4 separate regions of the Homo sapiens genome follow, and regions 2, 3 and 4 are each linked to region 1. Evidence: chromatin contacts called from ENCODE Hi-C or POLR2A ChIA-PET data. All regions are on one chromosome and are shown on one strand. Each heading gives the region's core, a stretch centred on a gene start or an enhancer-like site at or near the end of the contact. The rest is flanking DNA. Distances are from core to core; before and after follow the strand shown.

Region 1 (3,695 bases), core at 667-3,166:
TACAAACACGATGAAGGCAGGGATTTTTTTTTTCCTGCTATATCACCCGGTTTAGGACAGGGCTTGGCACACAGTGGGTATACAAAAATCTGTTTTAAGAAAGCAGAGGCCGGGCGTGGTGGCTCACGCTTGTAAATCCAGCACTTTAGGAGGCCGAGGTGGGTGGATCACTTGGGTCCAGGAGTTCGAGACCAGCCTAGCCAACATGGCAAAACCCCGTCTCTACTAAAAATACAAAAATTAGCCAGGTGTGGTGGCCGGCACCTGTAATCCTAGCTACTTGGGGAGGCTGAGGCAGGGAGAATTGCTTGAAGCCGGGAGGCAGAGGTTGCAGTGAGCCGAGATCACACCACTACCCTCCAGCCTGGGCGACAGAATGAAACTCCGTCTCAAAAAAAAAAAAAAAAAAAAAAGTAGATAAAATTTGAGGATAAAACATTAAAGAATACTTATATAAGAGTAATTCTGAAAGTGGGGGTGACAGACAGAATAACAGAGTTCAGTGATGCAGAGTTTTGCTGTTCTGATTTGCTATAGGGCAGTGCTTAGAGAAAACAGAGAAGGGAATGGAACATAGGTTTATTAACCAGTGGTCTCTAAAGTGTGGTAGCACAGCAGGGTGTGGTGGCTCAACACCTGTAATCCAAGCACTTTGGGAGGCTGAGGCAGGAGGATTGCTTAAGAGCAGGAGTTTGAGACCAGCCTGGGAAATCTAGTCAGACGGCGTCTCTACTGAAAATGAAAAAAATTAGCCAGGAATGGTGGTGTGTATCTGTAGTCCCAGCTACTCAGGAGGTAGAGGTGGAAGAATTGCTTGAGCCTGGGAGGTTGAGGCTGTGGTGAGCTGTGATTGCACCACTGCAGTCCAGCCTCGGCAACAGAGCAAGACCCTGTCTTAAACAAAAAAAGAAGTGGTAGCACAAGATGATCCATTGCAACGAAGGGCCAAAGTGTTAGAGTTATGTTGAGCTTATAACCTTAGAGACATAATAAGTGGACTTTCACCAGTGCCCTCAGTCTGGGTCAGACGGGAAGAGTGAAGTGGGACACTCAAATGTTAGAAGTAATTAATCCTAGCACTTTGGGAGGCCAAAGTGGGCGGATCACAAGGTCAGGAGATCGAGAGCATCCTGACCAACATGGTGAAACCCTGTCTCTACTAAAAATACAAAAACTAGCTGGGCATGGTGGCGGGCGCTTGTTATCCCAGCTACTTGGGAGGCTGAGGCAGGAGAATGGCGTGAACCCGGAAGGTGGAGCTTGCAGTGAGCCGAGATCACGCCACTGCACTCCAGCCTGGCGACAGAGTGAGACTCCGTCTCAAAAAAAAAAAAAAAAAGAAGAAGTAATTACATACTTACATTATTATTTATTCCTACCCTGCTTTACATGTACTAGAAGACTTTTACATGAGGGAAGTAAGCAAAGAAGGTTGCAAGAGGATAACCTAGTAAAAGAACTCTGATGTCTGAATGGCTTCCCTTCATGTCTTGCTTCATTACCCTAACATTTTAGATAAAGGGAAATTTAATTCCTTGAACAAATTAAGTAGCATTTAAATATAAAGATTACTTTGATAAAAGAGTTAAGCCATAAAGATTATCTTTCTTGAGAATGCATTTAGAAGACCTAAATACAACTTTTTCTCCTCCTTGGCCAGAATACTGACATTCCCTTAATACAACTAAGTAAAAGTGTTCTATTAGGCCATGACAAAATAACAGTTCTGCTTGAACAGCAAACACCCAACTGATCATTTAAATTGCCTGAATTTTTAAAACTTGAATTTGATAGAAAATGAGCCAGGTTTTTCCCTGTTAGAAGAGATTGTTTTTACCTGTTAGAAGAAAATGCAGGCAACTTTGGGAAGGACGTGCAACTTTTATGGTTACGAAGCCACTATTTAAATAGTCTAACATGCAACTTACAGGTGCCAACTCCCTAGCAAGGCTTAACTTAGAAAAGGCCTCAATTATTCAACCACTAACAAAGTTCCTTTATTAGTAAGAGATGCTTTTAAAAAAGAACCAGATACTTTAAAGTGTTACATTAAATGCAAACTCTTCATCTATTTCAAATGAGTATTTTTGGAGTGTGGAATAGAGTTGTTCACAGTTTTCACTTCTGGTTTCTCATTCTCGATTATGCAAAAATGAACTCACAGAGACGAATTCAATTATGTATTTTGAAAAGTATTTACTTAGTTTAAATAAATTAATTGCAAATAAAAATTAAGCTACAATATATAGCCTGAATAAAAATGACTAGAACAAATACAACACAGGACTTGCTTTCTTGCATTAGTCACAAAGCATGTGACAATCTAGAAAACTTCAAAATCAATTACATTTCTTTGAAAAAGGGGTAACAGCAGTTACTGATACATCACAACTAATAAACTTATAATACAAGTTTCCTGACATGCATTTCCTGAGTGAACCCAAATGATCATTTTTTAAAACAAGGAAGTTTCGACAGTTGAAGTAAAATAAAATAATTCATGGCTTCTAAGCAACAAGTTTTGTTTTTTAAAAACCAAAAGAAAATTCAGAACAGTTTTGTAATAGGATAAATTAAAGGTATGCTACCACATATAAAACTTTGCTACAGTCAGTTAAGTATTATACAACTTTTCAAACTAAAGGAAAACAAATCAAAATATTAAAAGAAGATACTGTCTAATCTAAAAGTGTACTGGTTTCTACAAGTGTCAAAAAAAGATTTGATGTAGTGCAACTGTCTATACTTGTGGTGCCTTTGAAAAAAGGGTGGGAAGGAGGGGAGAGAAGAAACTTTTCTTGCTTCTGGAAGCAAAAGACATATTGGAATTAGAGAATAAACAGACCATGCAGTGCGTCACTCCACGCTGCAGTCATTGGTGCTCATCTGCCAACCAAACATTTCCTTAAGTCTCACTGTGGCAATCTCCTTAGGATTCAAACCCAGAGTTAAGGCTGGTCTGCTAAAAACGGGGGCACTATTGTCATTCAACCCTTTAGATCTCTAGATTTCCTAATGCCCGAATAAGGCCAAATACAGAATAATTAATTAAGCATTTCTTTTTCCAAAAGCAAATCAAGTCACTCTCCTTTCTTGCTAATTTATACTTTTTCTTATGGCAATGATTTTTTTCTAGAAACAGTGAACAGATGAACCACAGTTTATATCCAAAAAATAAACTTGCCAAATGCTGCTGATACTAAAAACAGATTAGTTATCATGGGAGAAAAATAGATAATCTAGATTAAATTGCATATCCAAAGGAGCATATAAAATGTTTCTTAGCATTAAGTTTTTGTTATAGTACTACGCTCGAGAGAAACATTAAGAAAAAATCTTTCCTGATTATCTTCAATGTTGTTAAAAACAAACACCTTTCACGCGGGTAATTAGTATGAATTTGGTCTTACAAATTACAAAGTATTCTAATTTACCAAATTCCATATTTAGATTGGGGTGGGGAGAGAGGCTCTCTCGTCCTTCTTCCTAACTTTGCAAATCCTTGAGCTAGGTTGCTCACTAAGCTACCATTCACACCAAGGGTGTGACACCATCGTTACCATGCTACTCTATCAAGAACATTCTAAGGTATTTTCTATAATAAAGATAAATAGAAAAAAGTTAATATACATGTCGCTGTATTTTACAATGTTTGCAACAAACTGTAAACTAACATAGTTTGAACCAACAGTACC
Region 2 (3,824 bases), core at 1,107-3,606, 900 kb after region 1:
AGGAAGATTAGCCTGGGGCAAGGCAAAATACAGGATGGTTGGAACAAGAGGAGCATTGGAGGTGGGAAGACTAATTGGGAGAACATTTCAATAGCCCAGATAAGAAGTGAGGAAATAAGAACTGAGCCAGTGTGGTAGCAGTGGGAATAGATGGGATGGGCAGATGTGATAAATATTGTGAAAGGAATCTCTGTGGGACTTGGCAATTCATTAGATGAGAGAAGGCACCACAGAGGGAAGAATCAAAGTTCGCTTTGAAGTTTCACACAGAGGTGACTGGGTCATCAATTATGTTTTAACCGAAGGGATGAGCAGGTTTGAGGAAGGCAACCATGAGTTTGGTTTTGAACATTTTAGTTGGGACGCCTGCAGGATATTCAGGTGAAGATGTAAAACAGGCAGCCGAAGACTCATTTCTGGAGCATGATTTGAGAGTCTTTTGCATAAACGTGGTAGTCAAAACAAAGGGAAGGGCTGATTGGCAAAACACAGTGTGTGTCTGTAGGAATTACTCTTTCTTCAGTGCACATAGAGAAATGAACTGCATTCTGGAAAGCCAGATATAAATATGTGCAGCTCTTCATCTGACACTACCTCCCCCGCCCACCCCCCCCCCCCCCACACACAATCCTTACAAGTTCTAGCCAATAGCTGGCTGGCTCCAAGCAATAAAATACTCACTGTCTCAAAATTTGGACAGCTCCTTAAAGTTCCTTATGAAGGCATTTTGATTTGCACAAATATGTCATGACATGTTTTAAGATGACTCCTTTATAGCAAGAAATCTATAGTAAATTGCCTTCCTCCTTAATTGAGGTTAGCCACAATTAAGTCTTCCCTTGCCTGGCACAGTGGGTGGTGCCAGCTACCAAGGAGGATCCCATAAGCCCAGGAACTGGGAGACCAGCCTGGGCAACATAGCGAGACCTTGTCCCAGAAAGAGAGGAAAGAAAGGAAAGAAAGGGAAAGAAGGAAAGAAGGAAGGAAGGGAGGGAGGGAGGGAGGGGGGGAGGAAGGAAGGAAGGAAGGAAGGAAGGAAGGAAGGAAGGAAGGAAGGAAAAAGAAAAAACAAAAGACCACCCACGGAAGTCTTTAAAGAACAATTCACAAGCAGAATAAAAAAATATAAAAATATAATAACTGTGATACAGTAAAAAGACTCAGCAGAAGTTTCCCTTGTAACTCGCGTGGCCAAAGCAGATATCAAATAAAAGATGAAATAAACAGGAAATCCATAGAACGTGAACAATAAGGAACCGTTCAGGATGGCCAAACCGCCGTCTGCGCTGTTTTCTCGCCAGGGCTCAGGCCTGGGAACGGAAGAGGTTAAAATCCAGTGGCTTGTGTTTCAGCTTTGGTTACGTGGCAGAAACCAACTGGAAGTGGTGGCGTGAGAGCTCTGTTTCTTCTAGAAGAGCTTTGCGTCTTAAACGCCCATACCGCAGACAGCTGCCTGGCGGGCGACCCAGCCCCATCCTGATGGCCCCAGGACACAAGCCCAGGAGCGCCCCGGTGCGCGCGGTTCCGCGGCCCAGGGGCGCCGGGTTTGGTGGCACAGCGAGCCCCCTTTCTCTAGCGGTATGGCTGCGTTAGAGCCCTAATGAGCGCGTGCGAAGGCTCCCCTTATTCATCCATCCTCCGGTCCGTCCTTTGTCTCAAGGCCGGGGCCTTGCTGGGCACCATGGCGTGCTTTACCGCACAAGCCCCTGAGGACCCCTGGAAGAAGGGATCTTCCGCAGGAGGGGACGCGACGGCAGGACCGCCCCGGGCCCCCTCACCGCGCCCGGCCCCCTGGCGGGAGAGGCCGGCGAGCTCTGGAGAGGAGCGCGGGCCGCGCGGGGCGAAAGCGCCACCCGGGAGAGAGGGATCCTCCCCTCTCCTCCTCTCTTCTCCCCTCCCCTCCCTCCCCTCCCACAGTCCTCAGGAGGAGGAACGCCGCTGCGTTCTAAGTTCTCCCGGGCCCTCTGGCCCCGAGGACTCAGATCCCGGCCGCGGGAGAGGGCCCGGCAGGTGCCAAGGAGCCCGGGCGGTCCTTCAGCCCGCACTTCCCCGCGGTCGCCCGGAGCCGGCCTCCGTTAGCCGGGCGGGTAGGCGGCTATTGGCGCCAGGATTGGCCGGCGCCGCCCGCGCCCCCGCGGCCTCGGGTGGAGCCTCCCGCCCGGCCGCCCCCTGCGGCACCCGCGACACGGGTGGGGACCAGAGGCTCCCGGCGGCGGCTCCCGGCGGCGGCTCCCGGGCTGTGATTGGCCAGCGCCACAGGGGGCGGGACGGCGGGCGTGAAGTGAGCGGGCTGGGGCCGCTGGCGCGCCCTCCTACTTCCCCGTCTGCGTCCGCGTTCGCGGCTCCCGTTTGCATCATCTCCAGCCGGCGGCTGCTCCAGGGAGGCTGGGCGCGATCCTCTCCGCCCGCGGCTCCAACCCGCACTCTGCGCCTCTCCTCGCCTTTCTCGCACCTGCTCCTGCGCCAGGCCCGGAGACCCCCGGGGCGGCTTCCCAGAACCTGCGGAGCACAACTGGCCGACCGACCCATTCATTGGGAACCCCGTCTTTTGCCAGAGCCCACGTCCCCTGCCACCTCTAGCTCGGAGCGGCGTGTAGCGCCATGGAGAAGAGCAACGAGACCAACGGCTACCTTGACAGCGCTCAGGCGGGGCCTGCGGCCGGGCCCGGAGCTCCGGGGACCGCGGCGGGACGCGCACGGCGTTGCGCGGGCTTCCTGCGGCGCCAAGCGCTGGTGCTGCTCACCGTGTCCGGGGTGCTGGCGGGCGCGGGCCTGGGCGCGGCGTTGCGCGGGCTCAGCCTGAGCCGCACGCAGGTCACCTACCTGGCCTTCCCCGGCGAGATGCTGCTCCGCATGCTGCGCATGATCATCCTGCCGCTGGTGGTCTGCAGCCTGGTGTCGGGCGCCGCCTCGCTCGATGCCAGCTGCCTCGGGCGTCTGGGCGGCATCGCTGTCGCCTACTTTGGCCTCACCACACTGAGTGCCTCGGCGCTCGCCGTGGCCTTGGCGTTCATCATCAAGCCAGGATCCGGTGCGCAGACCCTTCAGTCCAGCGACCTGGGGCTGGAGGACTCGGGGCCTCCTCCTGTCCCCAAAGAGACGGTGGACTCTTTCCTCGACCTGGCCAGGTAACACTCTCCACCTCTCCCAGGGCCCAGTGGGAGACGCCAGTTCTCGGATGCCCTCCAGTTCATACACCCATATGCTTATACACTCCTAAGAGTTAATTCTTAGCTGGCTGCTGGTGGCGTTTAACGTTTTAAAAATATCAAAATGACGTCTGGAGTTTTTGCGTGCTGACCACACCTTTGCAAACAGCTGGGGCGCACCGCACAATCGAAAGAGCAGGGCCGCATCTTTGAGCAAGAACCAGTCCCCACCGTTAGGTGGGCGTTTGTTAGGGAAGAGCCAGCCGCCCCGCCTGTTCTTTACTCCTTATACTCTCGCGCTGCTCTCCCCGGTAAAAATGTTCCGACCACGCCCCAGTGGCTTCGCCTCATTTTCTCCCACATGGTGCCTAAAAGCTTCTGGGAGCATTGGTTAAGTTTTGCCTCTTGGGTCATCCGGCTTGCAATCTATGGCCTTCTCTGTTACAGTCCTTGGCTGCGAAGGAAGCTGGCAATTTTCTGCAGTTATCAGTGGACCCACGGATAATAGGGCTGGGGTTAGTTGAGTGAGACATATTGCCCAGAAATATGCCTCTCCTGAGGGCTTGGGGCTTGGGACAGGTTGCTGTCCACCCCAGTAAAGACCACGGCAGAGTGCTGTGTTTCAAAGGCCTTTCTTTGTGCGAAAGTGTGAGTTCTAGAGGGGAGGGAGAGAAG
Region 3 (3,944 bases), core at 902-3,401, 630 kb after region 1:
GATGAACTGAAAATTTCAATCCCAATAAATAATAAACACATTATTGTCCTAAAATTCATGAACCTCCCTGTCCTCACCACACTCCATTTATCATGGAAAAGGGAAAACTGGAACAATTCATTAAAAGCTACAAATATAAAAAGATTATTGCCGGCCGGGTGCGGTGGCTCACGCATGTAATCCTAGCACTTTGGGAGGCCAAGGTGGGCGGATCATGAAATCAAGAGATCTAGACCATCCTGGCCAACATGGTGAAACTCCGTCGCTACTAAAAATATAAAAATTAGCTGGGCATGGTGGCACGTGCCTGTAGTCCCAGACACTCGGGAGGCTGAGGCAGGAGAATCACTTGAACCTGGGAGGCGGAGGTTGCAGTGAGCCAAGATCGTGCCACTGCACTCCAGCCTGGCGACAGAGCAAAACTCCGTCCAAAAAAAAAAAAAAAAAATTATTGCTGAAATTCAACTGTCATCTTCACTACTATAATGAAATAAAAAATATTTTGGGGTAAACATGGTAAGTGGAGGTGGAATCCTCAAACCTTCTTTGGCAAAGTTCATGTATGCACTATTTATAATATTTTACTTCTGTCTCTGGCCTGATTTAAAGCCAGTGAGACACATTATGGTAGTTAGGTACTGCACAATCCTTTATCAATAGAGTGTCTTTATTTTTTAAAAACTAACCCAAAATTGGCCAGGCGCATGGTTCACGCCTGTAATCCTAGCACTTTGGGAGGCCAATGCAGGCAGATCACCTGAGGTCAGGAGTTCGAGACCAGCCTGATCTCTACTAAAAATACAAAAATTAGCTGGGCATGGTGGTGGGTGCCTGTAATCCCAGCTTCTCGGGAGGCTGAGGCAGGAGAATTGCTTGATACCGGGAGGTGGAGGTTGCAGTGAGCCGAGATCACACCATTGCATGCACCTGGGCAACAAGAGCGAAACTCCGTCTCAAAAAAAAAAAAAAAAAATACCCTACCCAAAACCATTCGATACTATTGAGTTCTTAGGCCCTGGAGAACTAACTGAGGGCAAAATCACCTGATTATAGCCAAATACTGCTGACTGAGAGGCAGAAACCTGAGTAAATGAAAAGAGGTTGACTAAAAGGCAAAAATGGAAGCTAAGTATGATCCACGCAAAGCAAGCAGGATACTGAATGCGTTTTTATAAGTTAAAGAGAAACTCATCCCTCTAAGAATGTAACACAGCTTCCTCCCATACCTGCTTTATTGGAGACTAGTTTGCCCTTGAAATTTACAATCCAGCTGCCTTTGTGTATATCTGAATATTTCAAGCAGAGTACTGTGAAAACTGACCCACTTATACAATGCAGTTTGTTTAGTTTGGGAAGCAACTATTGAGAAAGACAAACTTAATTCTGGTGCAAATTAGGTCTGTAAAGGCATTCTGTGAGTGTTCATTGGCAAAGTGATCTCTTTCATATAATGGCACTTGTAATTATTCTGATCAATTTTGCATTCCCTATCAATTCATCTTGACTTGGAGACAGCCCAAATTATCAGGGGTGCATTCAGAAAGGCTCTCCAGGTTGTCGGCTGATCAGTGCTGAGGGAAGGCCATGAAACATGTGGCTTGCTCACCATCAGCTCTTTGAAAATGTATTTTAAGGAGTTCAAAGTTATTAGCAGAGCTTTTATAATAAGATATGAGTAATATGGGATTTTCTAAGTTAAAACTTTTAGGGGCAAGACCTAAAGAGAAACTTGGTGCTAACAATCACAGTTTGATTTGCTTTTAATCTTATACTTCAGCTTCTCAGGGATGGGTGGCATTATTCCAAAAGTTCCAAAGTGGCCACAGTTGCTATTTTTCTACAAATAGGAGGTCATATAAGAACATATAAGAAAGGGCTTCTTCATAAATGTTTCCAGATGACCAAGACCAAATTTGGATTATCTATGACATTCTTAGTCTTTTAAATGGCTGAAGACTTAGCACTAGGTGCATTTTCTCCTGGATTAAGTCTCTCCCACTAGATCCAAAAGTCCTCCAGAGCTGGTTCCACACAGGGCTTTGCACAGAGTAGATACTCAGGAATATCTGCTAGAATCTCAAGTCAAATTAGCTCTTGAGACAAGAACTGTACCTCTGTTGAAGGAGGTGTACTTTAACAGAAAGAACACAATGGTCTGAGTTTGAGGAAGTGGGCCCTAGTCTTTGCAATTAACTGGAGTTTCACTTTCCTTATGAAGGGCTTTACTCTAGATTTAGATATATACACATATTTGAACCAAATGGTCCCTAAGGTTCATTCAGCATGGTTCTAAGTAAGAAATAACAAGGCTCCTCTTTTATTCAATTATTGACTTCAAAGTCAATCAAGAAGCTACCCTTTGACGGTACATATGTTCTTATTGTGAGTAACATGGAATGGCCACTGAGGAAGATTTTTAGACGGTGATTTTCTGTGTAAATATGAGAATGACAGGGAAGACAGGAAGCTAGATGCTATCAAAGTGCTGGTTGCATGGTGGAGGGAATACTGGAGCAGGATGGCTCTAATGACTACTAGCTGTATGCCCTTGGACAAGCTGTAAACTCTCAGAAGTCTGTTTCCTCATTTGTAAAATGGGAGACAATACCTCACAAGGTGGTTGTGGCTGTGGGTGTTAAATAGGATAATGCTCATGAGAGCACTTACAAACTGCAAGGCACCATACAAATACAGATGGTATTATTCCTTGTACCAACCTGCCAAAAACGGTTTTTTCAACAAACTCTGAAGTATTAAAATAAAAAGCTAATGTTTTCCCGAAGAACTAAAATTGAAATTCTTTGTTTTCTGCTCATATTATATCTAGGTGTGGAGTGGACAGCAAGACAACTTAAGAGTTAAAATCTAAGCCCAGCGTGGCTCTCCAGCTGGTCTACCACTGACTTCGGTTATCTAACATCTGGCCTCTGCCCTTACTACTATTAGTTTACAATTACAAACAACCTCAGGCAGTGCTGAGAAACTCCATTGCCTGTTAGATGATAAGCTGGGGCACTTTAGGAATTGTTTTGCTTTGTTTTGTTTTTAACTTAAATTTGGTTTGGGCAGACCCCCTGCTGCCATTCCTGTAAGAATAGGTGTGGGTTTCCCCAAGGGCAGTGTTGGGGAAGACCCGGACTGGCATGCATGCTGCACTGGCTGATTTCTGCACTGCATTCCACAAGGTGCCCACAGCACTGCAAGGGCTGCCCTCTGCTTGAGCTCCTGCATGGCTGCTCCCTGCATGAGTAGCTTACGTGCGGCACGGCTGCTCCTTGCATGGGCAGCTCCAGCAAGGCCAGCACAATGCATTGCACGGGCCGCTCTCTGCACGCACCACTCCACGCTCACAGCAGCCCCAGACTTTGAGACTTTAACTGCAGAACAGAAGTGAGAGGCTTCGGCTGGCAGCTGTTAGTTGCTCCTTATTCTTTGTCACTCACAGAAAAAAGAGAAAGATGGTAAGAAGGCAGTGACTTGTTTTCTTTGTTTCTTCATAAATGGAGGCTTTAAGAATATTCTATAGGCCGGGCGCGGTGGCTCACGCCTGTAATCCCAGCACTTTGGGAGGCCGAGGCGGGCGGATCACGAGGTCAGGAGATCGAGACCATCCCGGCTAAAACGGTGAAACCCCGTCTCTACTAAAAATACAAAAAAATTAGCCGGGCGTAGTGGCGGGCGCCTGTAGTCCCAGCTACTTGGGAGGCTGAGGCAGGAGAATGGCGTGAACCCGGGAGGCGGAGCTTGCAGTGAGCCGAGATCCCGCCACTGCACTCCAGCCTGGGTGACAGAGCGAGACTCCGTCTCAAAAAAAAAAAAAAAAAGAATATTCTATATACTTTATTCCTTCAGCCTGCTGTAATTTTAGTATCATCGTTTAAAGGCAAAACATTTTTTCCATTTAATGCAATAAAATGCAAAATAAATAGCCCTTTTAGATTGTT
Region 4 (3,920 bases), core at 1,416-3,915, 840 kb after region 1:
CTCATTTCCCAGGCAATAACTGAACTGCCTACTGTCACCATAAATGAGTTTCCATTTTCTAGAATTTTATATAAATGAAATTAAGCCATATGTCCTATTTTTACTGGCTTCATTCACTCAATGTAATTTTGTGATTCATCCATGTTGTGTTGTATCAATACTTCATTCCTTTTTGTTATTGAGGACTATGTCCACTGTATGAATACAATGCAATTTGTTTACCCATCCATGTCCCTGTTAAGGGACAGTTGGCTTGTTTCCAGTTTTGGGGCCATTATAGATAATGCTGCTGTGAGCATTTGTGTACAAATCTTTGTGTGGACCTACGCTTTCTCGTCTTTTGGGTAAATACCTAGGAGTGGAATAGTTGGATCTTACGGTAGATGTTTATCTAGCATATTAAGAAAGTGCCAAAAAATGAAAAAGAAACAGTAAACTGTTCTTTCAAATGTTTTCCATTCCCACTAGCAGGGTATGAGAGTTCTAGTTTCTTCACATTCTTGCCAAAATTTGGGATGATCAGTCTTTTAAACTTTAGACATTGTAACATATGCATAGTGGTATATTGTGGTTTTAATTTGCATTTCCCTTATGACTAATGATCATAAGGGATCATTAGTCAATGATGCCTTCATCATTGACTGATGACCAAAGCATCATCTTTGGTGAAATGTGGAATTAAATCTTTGCAAAAGTAAAATTTTGCACAGTTTAGTGTCCTGTGTCATTTATTTGCCAAACATCACAATGCTATGACCTGCTACTTCCTGACACACTGACTTAACCCCTCTAAGTGTGCATTCAAAATCCTAGCATCAGTAAAAGCCAGCATTTATGAGGTGCTTATTACATGCCATTGCCTGTGCTTAGCATTTTATGCGTACTAACTCAGTTATTCCTTACAACATCTCACTTTTTGGGTGAGAAAACAGTGACCCAGAGAGATGAAGCAACTTGCCCCAAATCACACAGCTAGTTCAGTGGTAGAGCAGGGGCTCAAAGTTGTGTGGGAAGTGGGAGAGAAGAATATAAAGAAGCATTGGTCTGCAGTTGAGAATTCATCTGCGGTTTTTCCACATCCTTTGTGCAGAAGGTGAATAGATCGTGGAATTGATCTGGAGTCCAGAATTTTGCCAAGTGCAGAGGACCACAGGGTATGATATCGACCAAGTTATTTGAAGTGACTGATTAGGTGATCTTGACTAGCTAGAGAAGGAAGACAGAAGAAAGAAAGAGCAACAATGGAGGAGTCAGAGGGCTCCAGGAGGTTGGAGGGCCATGACAGGCAAGAGAGTGCTGCAAACATGGATGATTTTGGCTAAAGTGAGATGTAGGAACTTGGGAATTCATAGGCGACAGGGCTCCTAGTACTGATGGGGTTCAGGCACAAGGAGGTTGGATACTGGCAATCAGGAAATGAAGGGCAATGTCACTAAATGGCTTGAGTCCCAAAGAGATAGTCATTTATTTTAATTTTTTTCTAGAGAAAAACAGTTTAGATGCATTCAGACTATTTTCTGTTTTTTCATTCACATGTTATTTTTTATGGAATGAAATCTATCAATATCTTCCTTTATGGTTTGGGTGATGTTTCAGGGTGTTCAATCATCCCCATTTGCATGGAACTGTTCAGTTTTAGCACTGAAAGTCCCACATCCTGGGAAATTCCTCAGTCCCGGGCAAATCAGAACAGTTGGTCACCTTAGAAGCCATGGACTCTCATACTTCAAAAATTACCAATAGTCTCGCAACCAGTTCTCTCCTTTCATTCTCATCCCTCCTCTCTTGCTGAATTATTATCCAAAATACAAAAGAACAAACTCACAGACTGGTAGGAACCTACATCTTTAATCCTAACCCCCGTTACCTGCTTTGGATATCCAACACTCTAACCAAATAGGCTTAATTAAATATGATTCCCCAAACACCCCCACCCCAGGTGTCTCAGTCACTCTGTGCTGTTATAAATGACTATATACTGGGTGGCTTAGACAACAGAGATTTATTTCTCACTGTTCTAGAGGCCGGGAAGTCAGATCAGGGCGCCAGCATGGTCGGCTCTGGTAAGGGACCTCTTCCTCGTTTGCAGATGACCATTCTCTCGTTGTGTCCTCACATGGCAGAGAGGATAGAAAGCAAGCTCTCTCCTGTCTTTTCATGAAGACACTAATCCCATTCATGAGGGATTCACCCTCATGGCCTAATTACTTTCCAGAGGCCACACCACCTAATGCCATCACAATGGGGACTGGGCTTCAACAAGTCGATTAGGGGGAAGGGGGGAGCCACAAGCATCCAGTCCATAGTACCAGGCTCTCATATCTCAGGCCTCTGTTCCTGGTCTTCTCCTTCCCTGAATTTTCTCTCCCTTTGCAGCCTGCCTGCCTCCCATTCTTCCTTTCAGACCTTCCTTTGAAGCAACCTTGTCTAGGAAGGCTTTGCAACCTGAACTCTTCCTCCTTAGATATTTATAGCTCTTTGAGCTCCTCTATTAATTATAACAAGGTAGTAAGTGACAGAACATCTGACACCAGATGGCTCAAACAAACGAAAAGCACCCTACCTTTGGAAGGTAGATCCACATTCAGGCATAGTCGGATTACAGGATCAGAGCATAGCCATCCAGATTCTGTATCTCTTCCTCCATCTCTCAACTCTAGGTTACCTCTCTCCTCGGGCAGCCCCTCCCCTCACAGCTGTAAGAGCATCGGCAGCTTCTTGGGCTGCATTTTTTCAGGGTATGGGAAAAGAGGAGGAGTTACTATATCAACATCCCCAGAGGCTGAAAATGCCCCTGACTGGACCACTTTATTCCATCGCTGTGGTCAGGAGGTTGTGCAGGGCCATGAGGCTGCACAGGTGGTTGTTATGCATTGCATGACACCAAGAGGTGCCATTCACATAGTCTGCAACACAGCTACCGGACCGAGCACACCCTTTCACCTCTCTGGGTCTCAGTTTCATGAGTCAGATAAGAGTGACAAATCTGAGGTCTCCTTTAGTCCTACAGATCTACCATTCCACCATTCTGTGACCTCCTCTGTTGAAATAGTATTTTAGTGGTTTGGCTATCTTTCCATGAAGAGTTCTTAAACTCTCTTTTTATCTATGTTCATCCCCCTCCAGAATAACAAGTGGGTGGTAAGCTTTTTTAAAAAGAGGAAGCAGAGAAGCCCAAAGAAATTAAGATGTAAAAATAGTACATTGTGAAAATTCTCAGTTCCGTGTTACCACTGGTCATATCTATTTGGCTGGACAAGTTATAATGTAGTCGCCATTTGCTGAGTGTTTGTTACATGCTTGCTTCTAAATGTTCCTTGTGTGTTACATCTTCTAGTTTCTTCTGGTGACCCCCATGGACTAGATGGTACTGTACCTGTTGTTCCCATTTTATAGACAAAGAAAGTAAGCCCTGGAAAGTTGCTCGGGGTGCATGTTCACCGAATGGTGGCATCTGGATTTGAACATATGTTTGCTGGGCTTCACATTTCTCTCTGACCCAACACACTGTGTCACTCCTTCGTCAGAGTCTCTGCTGGAGTTCATCGAGTCTCAACTGGGGGCTCTAGCCCAAGGGAGTGATGTACTTGCTGGTTCACAGGAACATGAGTGTTTTTAAAAGGAAGATTCAATTTTAATATAATTAATAATTATAAATAATAACAATTTTATATTTGGAAATTTTTATTTTCTGACAAAAGTATAGAAAGTAAAATTCAATAAAATACTCTTGGCTGGTTGCAGTGGCTCATGCCTATAATCCCAGCCCTTTGGGAGGCCAAGATGGGTGGATCACGAGGTCAAGAGAGTGAGATCATCCTGGCCAACATGGTGAAACCCTGACTCTACTAAAAATACAAAAATTAGCTGGGTGTGGTGGCACACGCCTATAGTCCCAGCTACTCGAGAGGCTGAGGCAG

What was found. A loop is a pair of places that touch in the nucleus more often than their neighbours do. ChIA-PET counts read pairs that join two places held with the same protein, here RNA polymerase II (POLR2A). Pooled maps may share reads with other maps.
Region 2: a loop to region 1 is called in a map with no recorded cell type, with 2.5 times the contacts of the local background. The contact joins the promoter of SLC1A4 here to the enhancer-like site in region 1. A Hi-C loop is called at or near these places in 5 of 37 single-sample maps with no recorded cell type and 5 of 50 pooled maps. POLR2A ChIA-PET finds 5 or more read pairs at or near these places in 3 of 52 experiments (T-cell, activated T-cell and activated naive CD4-positive, alpha-beta T cell).
Region 3: a pooled map shows a loop between it and region 1 (2.4-fold over the local background). The contact joins two enhancer-like sites. A Hi-C loop is called at or near these places in 2 of 37 single-sample maps with no recorded cell type and 2 of 50 pooled maps. POLR2A ChIA-PET finds 5 or more read pairs at or near these places in 3 of 52 experiments (OCI-LY7, activated CD4-positive, alpha-beta T cell and naive thymus-derived CD4-positive, alpha-beta T cell).
Region 4: a loop to region 1 is called in a pooled map, with 3 times the contacts of the local background. The contact joins the promoter of LINC02245 here to the enhancer-like site in region 1. A Hi-C loop is called at or near these places in 7 of 37 single-sample maps with no recorded cell type and 2 of 50 pooled maps. POLR2A ChIA-PET finds 5 or more read pairs at or near these places in 2 of 52 experiments (BJ and activated T-cell).

Annotation. Positions count from the first base shown.
Region 1 is chr2:64,090,680-64,094,374 of GRCh38, forward strand. PELI1 (pellino E3 ubiquitin protein ligase 1) reads right to left here. Exons shown (of 7, transcript NM_020651.4): 7 at 1,973-3,695. Among named protein-coding and RNA genes, the nearest start is that of PELI1, 52 kb to the right of the region's middle. Within about 2 kb of position 1,917, at least 3 of the 41 ENCODE cell types and tissues checked have a DNase peak (open chromatin) inside an H3K27ac peak, as active enhancers do; they include OCI-LY7, where a contact is called at or near this core.
Region 2 is chr2:64,987,043-64,990,866 of GRCh38, forward strand. SLC1A4 (solute carrier family 1 member 4) reads left to right here and starts at 2,357. Exons shown (of 8, transcript NM_003038.5): 1 at 2,357-3,128. The coding sequence starts at 2,602. RefSeq lists silencers at 1,667-2,366, 2,577-2,756 and an enhancer at 2,359-2,943.
Region 3 is chr2:64,725,025-64,728,968 of GRCh38, forward strand. No RefSeq gene overlaps it. Among named protein-coding and RNA genes, the nearest start is that of SERTAD2, 73 kb to the left of the region's middle. Within about 2 kb of position 2,152, at least 7 of the 41 ENCODE cell types and tissues checked have a DNase peak (open chromatin) inside an H3K27ac peak, as active enhancers do; they include OCI-LY7, where a contact is called at or near this core.
Region 4 is chr2:64,929,782-64,933,701 of GRCh38, forward strand. LINC02245 (long intergenic non-protein coding RNA 2245) reads right to left here and starts at 2,666. Exons shown (of 3, transcript NR_036586.1): 1 at 2,564-2,666. RefSeq lists enhancers at 3,041-3,180, 3,221-3,290, 3,331-3,480.